2 separate regions of the Homo sapiens genome follow, and region 2 is linked to region 1. A link is an interaction called in ENCODE POLR2A ChIA-PET data of the cell type or tissue named here. Cell type or tissue: Caco-2. All regions are shown on one strand. Each heading gives the region's core, and the rest is flanking DNA. Links, peaks and the distances in the headings are about the cores only. Region 1 overlaps LOC105374958 (a long non-coding RNA gene). Region 2 holds the start of LOC105374958 (a long non-coding RNA gene).

Evidence for each region. Peaks named below come from ENCODE experiments on the same cell type or tissue, not always from the same donor. Only the 100,000 strongest peaks of a DNase experiment are listed, where the experiment ranks them.
Region 2: POLR2A ChIA-PET joins it to region 1 with 14 read pairs; 2 of 35 experiments call an interaction of 5 or more read pairs at or near these places.

The regions. Positions count from the first base shown.
Region 1 is chr6:19,037,440-19,045,788 of GRCh38, reverse strand. The region is part of intron 3 of LOC105374958 (a long non-coding RNA gene); the gene reads right to left. Among named protein-coding and RNA genes, the nearest start is that of TRQ-CTG1-1, 210 kb to the right of the region's middle. In Caco-2, for the core only: no CTCF peak of the experiment used is centred there; no DNase peak of the experiment used is centred there.
Region 2 is chr6:18,973,589-18,981,937 of GRCh38, reverse strand. LOC105374958 (a long non-coding RNA gene) reads right to left here and starts at 4,825. Exons shown (of 5, transcript XR_001744010.1): 1 at 4,760-4,825. In Caco-2, for the core only: no CTCF peak of the experiment used is centred there; no DNase peak of the experiment used is centred there.

The sequences.
Region 1 (8,349 bases), core at 278-8,277:
TATATCAAAATACAACTATATTTTGATACAATATATCAAAATACAACTATTTTGATATATCTATTAAAAATTTGAGTTTCTAATTTAAAAATTTTTAAAACACAAAGCATCAGCCCCAAAATACAACTATTTTGATATATTATTTATATATATCAAATATATTAGAAACTTAAAAACTCAACAATAAGAAAATAACCTGATTTAAACAATAAACCAAAGACTGCAACACGCATCTGAAAGAAGATATACAGGTGACAAATCAGCATATGAAAATATGTTCCACTTCCTATGTCATCAGGAAAATACAAATTAAAACAATAATGAGATAGCAATACACACGCATTAGAATGGCCAAAATCTGTAACACAGACAAAACCAAATGCTGACAAGAATGTGGAACAACAGGTACTGTCAATCATTGCTGGTGGGAATACAAAATAGTACTGCAGCTTTGGAAAACAGAAGTTTCTTACCAAACTAAACATATTCTTACCATATGATCTAGCAATTACTCTCCATGGTATTTACTCAAAGGAGATGAAAACTTATGCCCACACATAAACTTGTGGACTAAACTGTTACTCAGGTGTTTACAGCAGTTTTATTCATGATTACCAAAACTTGGAAGTGACCAAAATGTCCTTTAGTAGGTGAATAGATAAACTGTGGTACATCCAGACCATGGAATATTATTCAGTGTTAAAAGGAAATTAGTTATCAAGCCATGAAAAGACATAGAGGAAACTTAAATGCATATAATTAAGTGAAAGAAGACAATATGAAAAGGATACATACTTATTATTCCAATTATATGACATTCTGGAAAAGGCAAAGCTATGGGGACAGTAAAAAGATGAGTGGTTGCCAGGGGTTGGGGAGGGGGGCATGAATAGACAGAGCACACAGTATTTTTAGGGGAGTGAAACTATTCTATATGATACTATAATGGTGGATATATGTCATTATATGTTTTGTCAAACCCATAGATTATACTATGGTAAACTATGGACTCTGGGTGATAATGATGTGTCAATGGAGGATTATTAATGCTAACTAATGTACCACTCAGAAGGGGGATGTTGATAATAAGGCAGACTATGCATGTGAAGGGGCAAGGGTCATATGGAAAATCTCTGTACATTTCTCCTAATTTTGCTGTGAGCTTTAAATATTCTAAAAACATAGTCTTTAAATAAATGAAAAATAAAGGAACAAAAGAAAAAGGGAGGGAGGGAGGGAGGGAGGGACTGTGTCCTCTTTTATCATAAAAAGTGTAGGGCAAGTAGATGCTTCTATAGCAGAGAAGGACTTTGGGCTCATGAATTACATGCTCCATTATGGTTGGCTCAGTAAAGATCCTTTGCAAGACGGAAAAATATTTAAACCTTGGTCCTCCTTGTGAAATACCAGACAGAGAAAAAACAAATTCGAAAAGATGTGTATTTTCTTTTTGTGAAACATACAGCAATTTCTAAAATATTTGCAAACATTTAGCTCTCATCTGCAGTATAAGCATACTACTACCCACTTAGGGATTAGAAGCAAAAGTATTCGGCATCTGGAATATATGATAGAAGAGACTTAGTAAATGTGGCTTATTAACCTCTTCTCTTTATTTCTCAGAAATGTAAGTGAACACTACACAGGACTTTCGAGGAGCAGAATTTTGAAGCTATATCTTAATATCTTATTATATTTTTCCCTCAAGCACTGAAGAAGTACAGGATGAAGCCAGTTCTTTGAATCTGAAAAGCAAAATCAGATCCCTGTATTTTTTTAAGTTGGGATGTGTAATCTGGTGCTTCTGGGTTGTTTTTATCTAGGATCATGATGACCTGTTATGAGTGTGCTTTAGCAACCTTGAAAATGGATAACATCAAAATGCAATTTACTGTACAAAAACGGCATGAAACAATGCATCTTTCAAATATGCTTTGAAATGCTGATTATGATGGTGTCACAAAAATTAACAGTAAATTACAAAATAAGTACATGATAGCATAGCAGTGCATTGTTAAATGAAAATGGGTAGGGGAGAGAATGAAAACATAATAGGCATCTTCTTTCTAAATTTCTTATTGCCAAATCTTAAATGAAACAAGAGGCATAATCACAAGTACATTAGGAGCACAGCCCAGAAATTGTTTAGGACAACGTGCTTTTAAAGGTTGAAGGTCATGTCACTTTCTCCATTTTGGCCTGTTACACTCATGAAGACAAAGGTAAGTATGTTTCTAGTTAATAGAGTAGCCACAAAATCAATATAGAGAAATAGTAAATACATAGTGCAAATGTTACTCGAAGGAAATACTATCAAGGAAAAGACACTTTCAGAAAAAGAGAGGACTTTAGAAGCAATTTTGTTCAACTGTATTTTTATTGGTGAGGAAAATGAAGTTCTGAGATGTAAAGGACATAGGGTGTTTTGTGTGTGTGTGTGTGTGTGTGTTTTCAGTGTAGAATTGAACCCAGGCCCTGTAAGATGTTAGTGTTTCTCTTACCTTTTACATCCTATTGGATCTAAGAGCGTGAATTGAAAGGATTTAAGTATAGCTACAATTTCCTTTCTATAATAGGGCTCGTAGAAAGTCAGGTGGACTTTACAAAATAAGTGAAAGGCAATTTTCAGCAATGAAAAGGTTTTGATTCTAAACTGTCTCTATTTAATAATCTGTAATTCTGCTCACATCAAAAAGAATGTCAGAAGAGAATTAGAGATGGGTTTTTCACATGGGGCTTAAGTGGATGTGGTTTGATAGAAAACAATCATTTTATTTTCTAATTAAGTTTATACAATTTGGCAACCATATCCATTTCCCAAAAAGAATTTCCTGTGGATTCTACAAACTGGAAGTCAGAAATAATACTGCTCAAAAGTCTCTCCTTCCTTTCCAAACTCCAGTTTAAATTTGTCTTCTTGACACGAAAATCCAAGCAAAGCTTTGCCCAAGCCTGAAAAAGCTTTATATGAGGTTCCAGGGAAAAACAAGGCAAAATAATACAAATAGCACCTCTGACAGCAGAGACCAGAGCTCTGCTCTCTGTGATTTTCCTGGCTGTTCAGTAAAGGTCTTGATGCCTGGTGATAAATAGACTGCATGTGTACAGTAGAAGATAAAAATGATCTCCGTTGGCCCTTTCCCAGCTACAGATGCCATTGCTTTGACCTTAAGCATCGTATTCCAGCCCCAGTTTGCTGAAATGCTCCAAGGCAAAATACTCTGTATCATTCTGCCTCAGTGTGGCGAGAGGCTCCTGGGCCTGGGAATGTGCTCATATTTGGTGATGTCTTCCTGCGTCACTAAAGCAATCAGATGGATCCAGATTGAAAAGACAATAAGGGCTGAACAAAAGCCGAGAGGGCAAACAGATGGGTAATGATCCCCTCTTCTATCATTCGTGTCTATAGAGAATTATTCAGCAAAATTGAACTCTCTGATGAACAGAGCCCAAGATAGCTTTATGCAATGAAAATAATGGGATTCTTCCTTTCTATTTGCTTCTGTGCTCTGAGAGAAATGGTAAAATGATATTCTTATTCATGGTAGTAGAAAAAAAAAAAGGATCTACTGATGTTTGTCACAGTCAGTAGTGTGATACGAGAGAGTGAGAACTTTTTCAGTCAGGCTCCCTTTATCATGAATCAGGATGTATGTGGGAGATCTGTCGACACCTCTGTCAGTTCCCAGAGCCCCCGATCTGGGATAGATAGCGCCTGGGGAAAGAAACGGAACATCTGCTCTTCTAAGTTGACTCTGGAAATCAAGAGAGCCAAGTGGATAATAACTTCTCATTCAGTAAGTTTTGAAATAATTCAGTAAACTATGATTTGAAAACCTGTAGCGATGGACTTGGGAAAAGGAAGTCCCCCATATCTAAGGATGTGGAGGCTAGAAAGTGGGGAGGTGTTTGCTAAAATGAGAAGTTCATTGGTTACTTTCATATTTTATGTGCCCCCTTCATCCCAACTGCATGCCTCTGAAAGGGTGTTACAGGCACTGTGGGTACCAGTGGCAGTACCTCTGGTGAGGCATAAATCTAGTACTGCTTACCACTGCAGAGGTATCCCTAACCAAATGCTACTGCAGTCTTGCTGGGTGTAGGTTTTGTGGTCCTGTTTTCCCCTGAAACATAGCAGAAAACATCTTTTAAGCTTAGGTTCTGAGTTATCACGGTCTGTGTTTCCACCAAGGGAGAGTGAGTGACGAGCCACTTAGGAGAGATACCTATCAACCAGATAATCTAGAAGAAATTCTTTCAGACTAGATGAATAATATCTTTACCTTTGCTTTTGGGCTGCTGTTCAACAGAGGTTTAAAAAGGGTAACTGGGATAATGTCCTATTTTATCCCATGTCTGAAAAAAAAATCTATTTCTTATCAAGGATGTCTTTTATTAAAAATAACAGTAGCTACTACTTCTTGAGTTATTGAGTCTTAAGGATACATACAGATTGAGTATTCCTTATCTGAAATGCTTGGGACCAGAAGTGTTTTGGATTTGTACTTTTCTTCCGTATTTTAGAATATTTGTAGATATATGTCTTGGGAAAAGGACGTAAGTCTAAACACAAAATTCATTTATGGTTTTTATACTTTCTACACATAGCCTGAAGATAATTTTATACATTTGTATTAATTTTGTGCCTGAAACAAAATTGTGTTGAGTGCTTATGTGTAGAATTTTCCACCGTGGTATCATGTCACCACTTAAATAATATTGGATTTGGGAGCATTTTCAATATCAGATTTTTGGATTCTCACCCTGTATACATGTGTATGTGTGTGTGTGTGTGTGTGTACACACACACACACACACACACACACACACACAAACACAGTTAGAGATTAAGTGACTTGCTTAAGATAATGCAAGTAGTGAACTTTGGGGCCCGGGGCTGCCTGATTCCAGACCTCAAGGTCCTTGTACTAAAACCAAGCTAGCTTATCTCTGGCACTCAGTTGCAATTGATTCTACATTGCCTTCTACTCTTACCTTCGCATTTCCTTTACCATACTGTAAGTTCCTCAAAGGCAGAAGCTATATCCTGTATTTGTCACTCCCATAGAGCCAGCACCTAGCAAGTATCATTACCAGACTTCATGTGATGAAAGCCTGTTCCATACATAGAGTGATTATTTGTCAGTGTCATGAGACCTCAGACCTTCACTGGGTTTGAAAGATAGGTGGAAATAGCCACTCACAGATTACTGAGGTCCTTGCATGCCATATGGGGCTGAGAAAGCTGTTCATTGCATATCCATATGTGCCCTACATTTTCCAGCCCTCAGCTGCCTTTGGAACACGACAGTGCTGAGGAATGGACTCTGAGCAGAAATGACATATGTCACATCTAGGCCATGGCAACTAAGAATCAATTTCCCTTCTCCATTCTTCTCTTCACACACAGGGTGACATGAGATGATAGTATCACAAGATAAACTCAGCCCGAATTTCTCAGTGATCAAATAGATGAGAACTCTTTCATCAGAATGTGCTAGAGAAAGAAACACGCTTTTGTTTCCAAACCATTGAGATTTGGGGGTTTATATGTTGCTGCCACAAACCCTGTCCTTTTCTTGTCAATATGCCATGCCATAAAGTTTGGACTTTTAAATATTAACCAAGTCAGCTCATTAGAAGCTTTCATGCAAGGCAGCAGCAATCTAAAGTATCTTAACTATCAAATTAGCTCTTTTTAAGTCATGCCTTCATATTTTCTTTCCTCCTAGCATTTTCCAGGGTCTTTTACTTTTCACTTATTCATTCAACAATTGATTGTTAATTACGTTATCTGACTACTACTTTGTGTCTGGTGTGGGACATTCAGGTCACTTAATTATTTGTTAAATATTGAAGTAAAGTATGTCATGTACCAGACACAGTTCTAGGGTGCTTGTGAAACATTTAATCTAGAAATGCTAGAAGGCACTATCATCACCCTCATTTTATATATTAAGGAAACTGGGTCACAGAGAAATTAAGGAACTTGCTCAAGGTCAGAGTTGGTAGTAGGAAATATTGAAACTTGAAAACAGCCAGACTTGGCGTCAGCATCTAAGCTCTTAACCAAAAAATTGATGATAGTGTTATAGTTGAATCAATGCAGGGGATGGAGTCCTAACAGATCATCATGGCCAACCTGGTCCTTGCCCATGGGCCTTACTGAAGCTGCTGCTTCCCTCCTATTTTATCACAAACATCAGCTTGGCTTTAAGACCAGGAAGTTCTCAGGAAAATGCTGAGAGAACTCTCAGGGAATTTATCCCATCTCTACATTCCTTTAGTATCTTCTTTACCTTTCCATCAAGTCACTGCTTATCCCATATCTTTATTTATTTAGTTAGTTATATACAAGATTTATTCATATTAGTATGCCCACAGCATTTATTTCACAACATGAATATGCAGAGTAAATGTTTTACAGATGATGTAAATGAAGAATGAGTAAACTAATTAATACAAGTTAAGCCATAATCCACTGCTAAAATTTAAGCACTTTTGGATATTTCTGTCTACCCTACCCTATAAATGGCAGGGTAGACAATACATAGCAGTAAATATATTTTTTTTTCTGCTTGACTATAAAGCCTAACTATATAACACTTTCAGTGAGTGTTATTTAATATCTTGTGTTGTTGTTTCCAACTGTGGAGGGATCTTTTACTGTTCTAGTACTGAGAAAATAATAATAGAGGGCATATATTGAGCATTTACTGTGAGTTAGGCAGTTGCTATGGACTGAATGCTTATTTCCCAAAATTCATGTATTGAAGCCCTAATTCCCAATATGACGACATTAGGAGGTGGGGCCTTCAGGAGGTAATTAGGTCATGAGGATGGAGCCCTCATGAATGGGATTCCTGTCTCTTAAAGAGATATGAGAGAGAGGATCTTTCTCTTTCTCTACCATGTAAGAATACAGCAAGAAGTCACCCATCTGCAAACCTGGAAGCAGGTCTTCACAAGGAAACGAATCAGCCAAGTGTTAGTTTGTTCTCACACTGCTATAAAGAAATCTAGACTGGGTAATTTATAAAGAAAAGAGGCTTAATTGGCTCCTGGTTCTGGAGGTTACACAGGAAGCACAGTTGTTTCAGCTTCTGCGGAGGCCTCAGGAACTTTCCAATCATGGTGGAAGGCAAAGGGGAAGCAGACCTGTCTTACACAGCTGGAGCAGGAGCAAGAGAGAAGGAGGGGCATGCTACACCGTTTTAAACAACCACATCTTGTGAGAACTCTATCACGAGAACAGCACTAGGAGGATGGTGCTAAACCAGTCATGAGAAACCACCTGCCGCCATGATCCAATCACCTCCCACCATGCCCCACCTCCAACACTGGGGATTACAATTCAACATGAGATTTGCATGGGGACACAGATCCAAACCATGTCAAGCTAGTAGCTTGATCTTGGATTTCACTGCCTCAAAAATGGAAAATAAATGTTGTTTATGCCACCCTGTCTATGGTATTTGTTATAGCAGCCTAAACTAGGACAGCAGTCTTGTAAGGACTTTATGAATAAAAATGTATTTAATCTTCATAATAGCTTGATGAGTCATAGTCAATCAATTCTCATTATTCACAGTACTTATGTTCTGTACAAACAATGAATTGGACTGCTGCTCCTAGAAAAAATAAATGGTCAGGTTCCTTTGAGCCCCTGGTGACAGCATTTTCATCAACTGAACATCTATACAACCCTGTTTTATGTGTGCTTGTGTTTAAAGACACCTCATGTAACATATAATGTTGTTTTATTTACATTAAACTCATGGCCAACAGCACTATAACTCCTGCCTGAATAAAACTTATCTAACACATGTATTTTCTCCATAAAACACACCACAGCCTTCTTGCACACAGAAACACTAGACAGACAGCACTTTGGCACTACACTTAGGGCCATTTTAGAAGGTGAAATCACCAACAGAAATGCACAAAAATGTGAAAATGTTGCGTCACCTAGACTGTGGAAAGGACACGTGTTTACAGCATGTGAGCTGAAACCAGAAAGCAGAGCATCGCCTTGTTTGACCTCAGCTGGGAGCATGTATATCAGGTGAATAAAATTTTTCACAGCTCTGTGCATGTCTTCAAATAACCATGAAAGTGCCGCAAGTATTGATTTTGGAGTTATAAATAAATTGTAGTGAGCAGACAAATCTGCAAATATGAAATCTGTGAATAACAAGTGTTAAAGATGAAATATTTGTGCCCTGAATTGATAGGTAGGTCCCCTATCCCACAGTGTGGATGTATTTGGAGATGGGGCGTGTAAGGAAGTAACTAATGTTAAATAAAGTCCTAAGTGTGGGGTCCTGATCAGACACGACTAATTTCCTT
Region 2 (8,349 bases), core at 342-8,341, 64 kb after region 1:
TCTTACTGATGAGAACATCAGAAATCCTTTAGTACGATTTGATAATTACGTGAATTGAGTGCCTGTTATGTGCCAGGCATGGGGCCAATTCTCTTGTCACTGATTTGTGAAACCACAAAGGATGATTTATGGTACAGTGACTCTATTATTTTAGAAAATCGTACAAATGAAACAGCTCAATCAATATTAAATTGTGTTTTTTTCCTCCCCCTCTATCTATACTCAGATCTCAAGGTCAGATAATGTTTTGTCTCAAAGAGTCAGGGGAGAATTCCTTGAGAGTTTCCTTCATTGTCCTCAATAACTCTTTAAGATTCAGATTGTCCAGCCCTTTCAGAATGAGATGGGCTGCAGCTACTCATGACTTACTCTGATTGCATCTTTCTGAGGGGGGCCAGGGGCTTCAAGACATGGTAGAAAAAGCTTGATCTATGTCTCAGACATAAATGGGCTCAAATTTTTATTCTGTAATTCTGTGAGACCGCTGACCTTTGAGCAAATTAGAAAATGGCACTTCCTTTCTCCGTAATAACAGCCCCACGCCAGAGATCATCCCTGGGCAGGCAGAGCACAAACGTATGGCAGACCCAATTTGCCTCTCCTCACTACCAGATGCTGTTGTGCAGTATACAACAATACATGGCAATGCTGACCACTCTTTTTGGTCATTATTTAAGCTTATTTAGCTTCAGTTTCCTAATCTGTAAAATAGGGATAACGACATATCCCTCTGAGACTGTGAAGGGTAAGGAGATGATTTGCCGAAAGTGACTGATACATGGTTGGCACTCAACAAATATTCCCCAAACTCACTCCTTAACTGTACTGACATTTCAATAGGCTGGTTCACACAAAAGCCTGGCTTTCTAAGGCTGTTTACCTTGCCTCTGAGCCCTAGTATGCATGATTTTCAAATCTCAGCTTTTTACCTATGGAATGAGAATTCTCTTATCTTTACATGCTTTCAAAATATTTTGAGAATTTTGAATACTTGAATAGATGTAAAGCACAGTCATACAGAAACCTATACTTTTATATACACACATCTATATAATTATATGTTCCCTTTAAATCAATCATACTGATATTAGCTAATATTAATTGTCTCATTAGGAATCCTGTTAGCCAGAGCTAGAGTCAAGGATCCTTGAGAAATCTAATTGACTCAAGTTAATTGTAATTTTTCCTAGGGGTTTTATTACGATAATTCCTAAGTTGATTATAATATTCTACATTTTTGCACAACACTGAGATTCTTCAAATGAATTATACTTATATGATGACAAAATGTTTGATGATAAAGACAAAGCCTATTATGTTTCATTTGGATCATTCTCTCTATCTTCTATGTTTACCCCAGCTCTTTTCTCACTTTCTATTTTTCTTTGTTTTCTCTGTGTATGTTTTTTTAAATTATCACTTTGTTAGCTGGATCTGTGTTATAAGTGTCTTGTTCTCCTAGTCCATCTCAGTGAAAGGTAGCATAGCCAGGCAGAAAGGATGTGTGTTCTAGAATCACAAGGTCCTAAATAGAAGCTCTAGCTTTTTCACTTACTGTATGATCTTTGAAAAACACAATTTGTATTAACTTCTGTTTTCTCTGCTCTAACGGTGCAGTACTCTACATATACAAGGTAATGTTCAATATGAGAGGTAGAAATTTAGCCATTTAACATCCAGTAAAATTTGGGGGGATATATCTATTCATATAGCATACAGTATGGATTCAAAAAGACTTTTTTGTAAGTAATTGTAGTTTTTAAATTTAGTTTTGACAAAAGCTGTTTTGTTTCTTTTATTTACTCATTTAAATGAAAAATGTGAACTTGAAAGAATGTTCTTCCAGAAAGATCATTCAAGCGCCATCTCTTCCTCCATCTATTAGCCGAATGACATTAGACAAATCATTTAATTTCCTGAATCTGTTTCCTAACTTGTGAAATCAAAGAGTCAGAAAAGATCACCTCTAAGGTGTTCCAGCTCTGAAAACTTTAATTGTAATTTTCCTTTACTGGGTTAAAATATTAATCACTCTTTAATAATGACATGTTCCAATCATGATCTACAACAGCTTATCCACAAATTCCACTTGATAACACATACTTAGAAAAAAATTACATCCTTAAAAATCTTTTGTGGATTTTTTAATATTAATACTTATCTTGTATTTTAGCCATCATGTACATGTTTGAAACATGCATGCTTTATAATACATGTATCATCTAAAGGGCTACCAACTAAATAACTTCCCAGTGGATGTATGGATATCTAATATTCCACAGCCAGAGCCCAAAGAAAATCCTCAGTTACTGATATTCCACAAAAACTGTGAGGCCTGTGCCTATTGTGTTTTATTTTCTTCCAGTTTTATGCCAGTCTCTAAATCCTATGCTCTCATTTTGTACTTAGTTTCTTTGATTTAGAGCCAGATATAAAGTAGGAGATATAGAATTTGTAACTACATTCTTGACTCAATTATCAAAATTCACTGCACAAAATGGACTTATATTCCTCTACGCATATCTTTCCAAAGCTTCTCCAAAGCCTTAGCATTTGAAATAATTTTATATTTCAGATTCCATTTGGATAATTGTTGGATGGTAATGACAGGTCATATGTTTAATGCACTTTCCAGATTGAAAGTCATTTAAATATCTATATCTTAGGGCCAACAATTTCCAAAGGTAATCACCTTAGTTTGCTACATTTCACTTGCATGTGTTACAGGCAGAAGGTGACACTGTTTTGAAAATTGGCAATGAAGAACATAAATACCATTTTACATGTATCATTCTTAGTTCCCTAAAGGAAAATGTGTGTGGTTGTATAGATATGAATTACATGCATGCTGTATATGGTCTACAGATTTTTTTTGTGATTTAATATTGAATAAAACATATTAGCATCTACGTAAGTGCTGAGGCCTAATGAAAATTGAGCAATTAATTGGGAAATTAGATTAATCATCAACATGTTAAAACTGACTTTTCCAAAGGTGACAGGATGTAGTACAAAGGTTATGTGCTGGACAAACAGGCAGATATCAGTTTGAATCCCAGTTTCTAATCATTTAAATTTTAGAAAGTTATTTAACTGATTTAACAATTTTTCACATTGAAAATATGGATAATAATGTCTATTCCCTAAGACTATTTCAAAATGTGATAAAATGTAAATGCAGGTGGTCCGAGGACTTCATAATGAGGACCACTTTATTAAAAATTTTAGCTCCCCAAAGACAAAATTCAAAGTTATATCCTAGGAATTAAGGGTCATTCTAGTTAATTTATCTAATAACTGTTTCCTGATATAACTGTCTAGTATCCTAACAGGGGTGTGAGGCATTGTGAGTTGCTAGGCAACGTAGGAAAGCAAATAAAGCTTCAGTTTGCCTGGGTAGGAATGTAAGTCAGCTACAGAGGCAGATCCCAAAGAAGGAATCTGTAGAGAGTTTTTAGTCTTACTCAGCCTTTACAATCATATTACCATTGAAGGAAAATTGGTACTATTATGTTCCCCACCTCCATGTTTTACAAACTAAGCCTTAGAAAGTTTCCTGAAGACAGATATTCTATGGTGGTAGGTAGTGAGATTTTCTAATTTCAGGATGGTATTGTTTAGTGACAAAAGGATGATAAGTAGTAAATATTTCTTAACTGTGGAAATGCCTATAACACACTTAGTGGTTATCTAATCTGTGGGTTCATCAAAGGGCCATGCTTTATTTATTTTTACACTTTACTCTTACCCCAGAATCTGGAATGTGTATGGCACTTAATAAACATTTCTTGACTGAAGAACTATGTTTTTATAATGTAAAATATGGATAATAGTCCTAGCTGGCTTTACATAAATATTGGGCAGTAGATAGTGAAGTTTCCTTTTTTCAGTAGAACTGAAACAATCAAAGAAATGTTATTTTAGTAAATGTTGATCTCTTTTCATTCTTTCTCCCTGGACATTCTCTGAAATCTCTGTCAATGGAATTTGTTTACTCCAAATCACATCTTTGTTGCCTTTGAGTATTACCATGTTTGAATGTTTACCACTCAAATCCAGCATAAAAGTGTCTTCTTTTTTAGGTAAGATCAGGCAAAGAGGTACTGAATGAATAACACTTGATTGGGAATGGTAAATAACCATGCAATTAAACTGTAAACACTGTGTGTGGTGATTTTAATGTAATTTGAGGACTTGTAAATTATATGGTCATAAAATGGCACTTGGGCTTATGCTTTACAAAAATATCCATGTTTGTATGAGATTAATTAGCGCAGTTTGCATAAAGACATTGAGTAAAGCACTTTCTGAACATTCTCATTTGTAAGGTTTTCTTATTTATAAGGCTTTCTTTTTATTTCTTTCTGTGGTCTTGAAGAAATTATTATCATTGTCCACAGATTTCTGTAGCTGCAAATTAATCTGGACACCAGTAAAGAGTTGATGGGTTTCAGTTCTGCTTAAAAAATAGATTTTTAGTTCTTAAAATGGGTTGGTCATTTTACAGGCTGATTATATCGTTACTTCTTTGGTTCAATTCATGGATCATCAGATGCCCAAATAGGGCTTTTTCACTGTTGGGAGAGTTTATATGCATTATGTTATGAATCACACATACTGCAGCCCAAGGGAAATAACTGTAGCAGAGTGGCTATTAAGTGCTGTTACCACTGCTTTCCACTCATTGCAAGTTTTGCCTAGCAAGGGTCTCCTTTTGGTGTGTGTGATGGTAACAGTAGGAGACCCAAGGTAATCTTACCATCTGAGGCAGCTCTTGTGTTTTTCCATCTCCAGGAAACTTTCACTTTGCAAACTCAGACTCAAGTTACCATGGCACTACTGGGAATTCTCATAGATTATGTTATGATGAAATAATGACGGTGGTGAGGATGATGGTGTAAAATTTGTGATGACTATTTTCCAGGTGCTCTGCTGAGTGTTTTATATTCTTTACCTCATATAATCCTTACAACACCACCGCTGATTTTTAAAAATTATCACTTTATACATGAGAAAACTGAAATGTAGAGAGTCTAAATGATTTGTGCAAGGTCCCACAGCTTGTTTGTCTAGCTCCAAAATCTTTGCTCTTAACGCTTTTTTTTTTTTTTTTTTTTTTTTTTTGGAGATGAACTCTCACCCTGTCACCCAGGCTGGAGTGCAATGCTGTGATCTCGGCTCACTGCAACCTCCACCTCCCGGATTCAAGCAATTCTCCTTCCTCAGCCTCCCTAGTAGCTGGAATTGTAGGCACATGCCACCATGCCTGGCTAATTTTTTGTATCTTTAGTAGACACATGGTTTCACCATGTTGGCCGAGCTGGTCCCAAACCCCTGACCTCATGATCTGCCTGCCTCGGCCTCCCAATGTGCTGAGATTATAGGCATGAGCCACTGTGCCTGGCCAATTTTTTTGATATATTGCTTCAGCATAGATGAGGGCTACGCATTCCTTGAAACTTTATGTACAGCTAAGTTTCAGGTCTTTTTGCATGTGATGCCTTATGTGTTAGGCAGATTCATTTTTTAGTCAGCAATTGAGATAGCTAAGAGACCAGAAGGCTTGACTACTGCATGTCTCACATGGAAGAGCTAACATTCCTGATTTGTAGGACAGTTGTGAAATTGGTCTCTCCGTAACTTATGTAGATCTTGGCTATATCAGAAATATTCCAAGCTGTTGTAAGAAGTCTAGTTACTCACCTTTGGGAGAGTTGTGGGGAAATAGTATGTGCCATTATGAGACAGTCTGGTATGCCACCACAAACCACCGCCAGAGGTCCAGGACATAGGGAAAGACATTTGATGGGAGAGGAGAGGTATGCAGTGGAGTGGTGGCTGGAACACCTGCTCTTACTTTCTGGAAACATGATCCTAAATGAGCATGTGGTCATGAAACACAAAGACAGGTGAGGAAAAAAGTATTGGCCATGATCCTTGCTTTGGCATGTTGGAAATCTGGTCATTTCATCCAAATATTCTATTTGCCATCATGATGACTACCTTGTAAGCTTGATCTAAAGCAGACATTAGCTTCAAATGCCCGATTATTAATGCATGGCAAAAAAATATGACATACAGTGCCAGATTTCCATGGACAAAAATAATCACTCAACTCATTACAGCAAACAATTAAGACTAGCCAGATATATATTAAAGGGAAACCAGAGAGCTTAAGTGTGCTATAGATTTGCCATTTCATTCAAGTAGTCAGCATGTGGAACATCTACTAGGTGTCAGATATGGTGTCAATGGCTGAGGATACAAAGAGGAATATAATATAGACTCAAATTTTGTCAATAGAGAGATGCATATTAACTTTGGTTCAGAAGTAACTATTACTCATAATATTGTATGATTGTAAATTTCAATGAATTGAGAACAGTCTGAACATAATTTTTTAGCGCAGGTGGGAGTAATTATAAATGGTTATTTTGATTTGGACAGCAACATTACCCACTCCTTCTCTGATCAAACTTCTGTACAAGATTCAACATGTTTTCACCTCCCATATATTATCAGATATTAACTCCAGCTGCTTTCTTTTCTGTGCCACATTTAAAAACACCCTTTCTTTTTAAGGCTTTATCACCCCATCCTTTATCTAGACCTCATTGACCTCGTTCTATCAAACGGCAGCTGAAAAATTATTATGTGCAAAATTTCAATGTTTTCTCCAGCTTCATAATTGTGAATATTCCAAAGAAGAGTTCTGCTCTTTCCTCTGGCTTTTCATCAGTGAATGTGTTACTCTTTTCCTTTCTTTAAATTCCAAAGAAAAGTATCATTTTTCAATATGGTACAAACATTTAGCTTTTGCTCACTGAAGCAAAATTTTCAAGTATTTGATTCTTCCTCAGATTATTGTACTCCCAGGTAAATTAAATGTCAGCATGAGGGATAGCTTCACCCACTTCTGTAGCTGGCTTTATTCAATCCAAATAAGTCATAAGGGAACAGCCAGCAAAGCACAGCTTTCTATCACATTCCAAAGGCTTTCCCCCTGTGAGTATGCCAAGTCCAACCAGAAATTCTGAAGAAAGCTAAGAATTCTAAATACTCAGTGGATTTCAGACATGGGATCGAATAAAATCCAACCTCTAGGTGTTTCATAAAGGGAACCTCCTATTCTGGATGGCACCAAACGGAGTAAGACGTTGTTAAAGAAAAATAAAACTTCATTTATCATATAATGAAGCTAAGTGACACATTCTTTGACTCTTAAAAATTAAAGAGAAAAGCAAAAGAACCAAAACCCTGGAAACATAATGGGATTTTTTTTTAATGGAGGAATAGGAACGAGGAATTCTTTTCTCTTAAATTGTCACAGGGAGCTTCCTTTTAGGAACTGTCATCCCTTTCTTACCATTCTTTCCACCCCTTACCATAAGATCAACTGCCAGCTAGAGTACCCCCAGCTGGGTCCCCCTGAGAATCCAGGTAATACACCTACCCATTCCAGCCCCGCTGTGCCGGGGCTCAGTTTGGACTTGTTAGTACCAGAGCCAACATCAGGATCCCTTTGTGTGGGTAGAAGCTCAGATCACCTCCAGGTGTGTGCAAGATTAGCCCATCAATAGAATATAAATAGAGCTGCTCATCAATCCTCCCCATGGTTTTCCTTCAGTCTCATGCTCCTGGGGGATGGATTAGAGAGAAATTATATCATCTGCAGTTTTCGAGGTTCATTTTTAAGAAAGTCAGGTTTTCAGTGGAACGTGGTCTGCCTGGAGCAAGGCTCCTGGATTTGTCGCAGCCACAGGCGGCTGCACAGAGGAGCACATGCTGGAAAGAAAGGGCACCTCAACCAGACAACAAGCCTGAGCCCTGGGGAGGCTGCAAGTCCTTCCCGGGTCATTCTCTAACCTGGTCTCCTTCATGGCTCATTACTTAGGGCCAGAGAGTTTGAAACTAAGTGAATTAGAAGCAGGTAATGGGCCCTCACTTAGAAATACTCTAAAAAAAAAAAAACTGATGAAGTAATACATTCTTTTACATATAGTTACTGCCTGAAAAAATGTGACGATAAAGATAAATAGAACAATATCAAAAGTCTCCTCACTGAAAGCCAAAGTATAATATACTCAAATCTGGGTATTTTTTGACATAAATGACTTACTTTTTTTATCCACCAATTTGTAGACTTATAACCCACATATCTTCACACAAATTTCAGAATATCAGAAACTCTAGGACTCACTATAAAATCCTAGAATGTTAGATCCTGAAGGGTCTTTTGGGTTTACCTATCCACAGATGAAGAAGCTGATGTCTGGAACCAAAATGACCCATATTCGGAGATTCTCTTCCTACTAGCATAGGCTCTTGGAACTTTGGTATGAAGAGAAA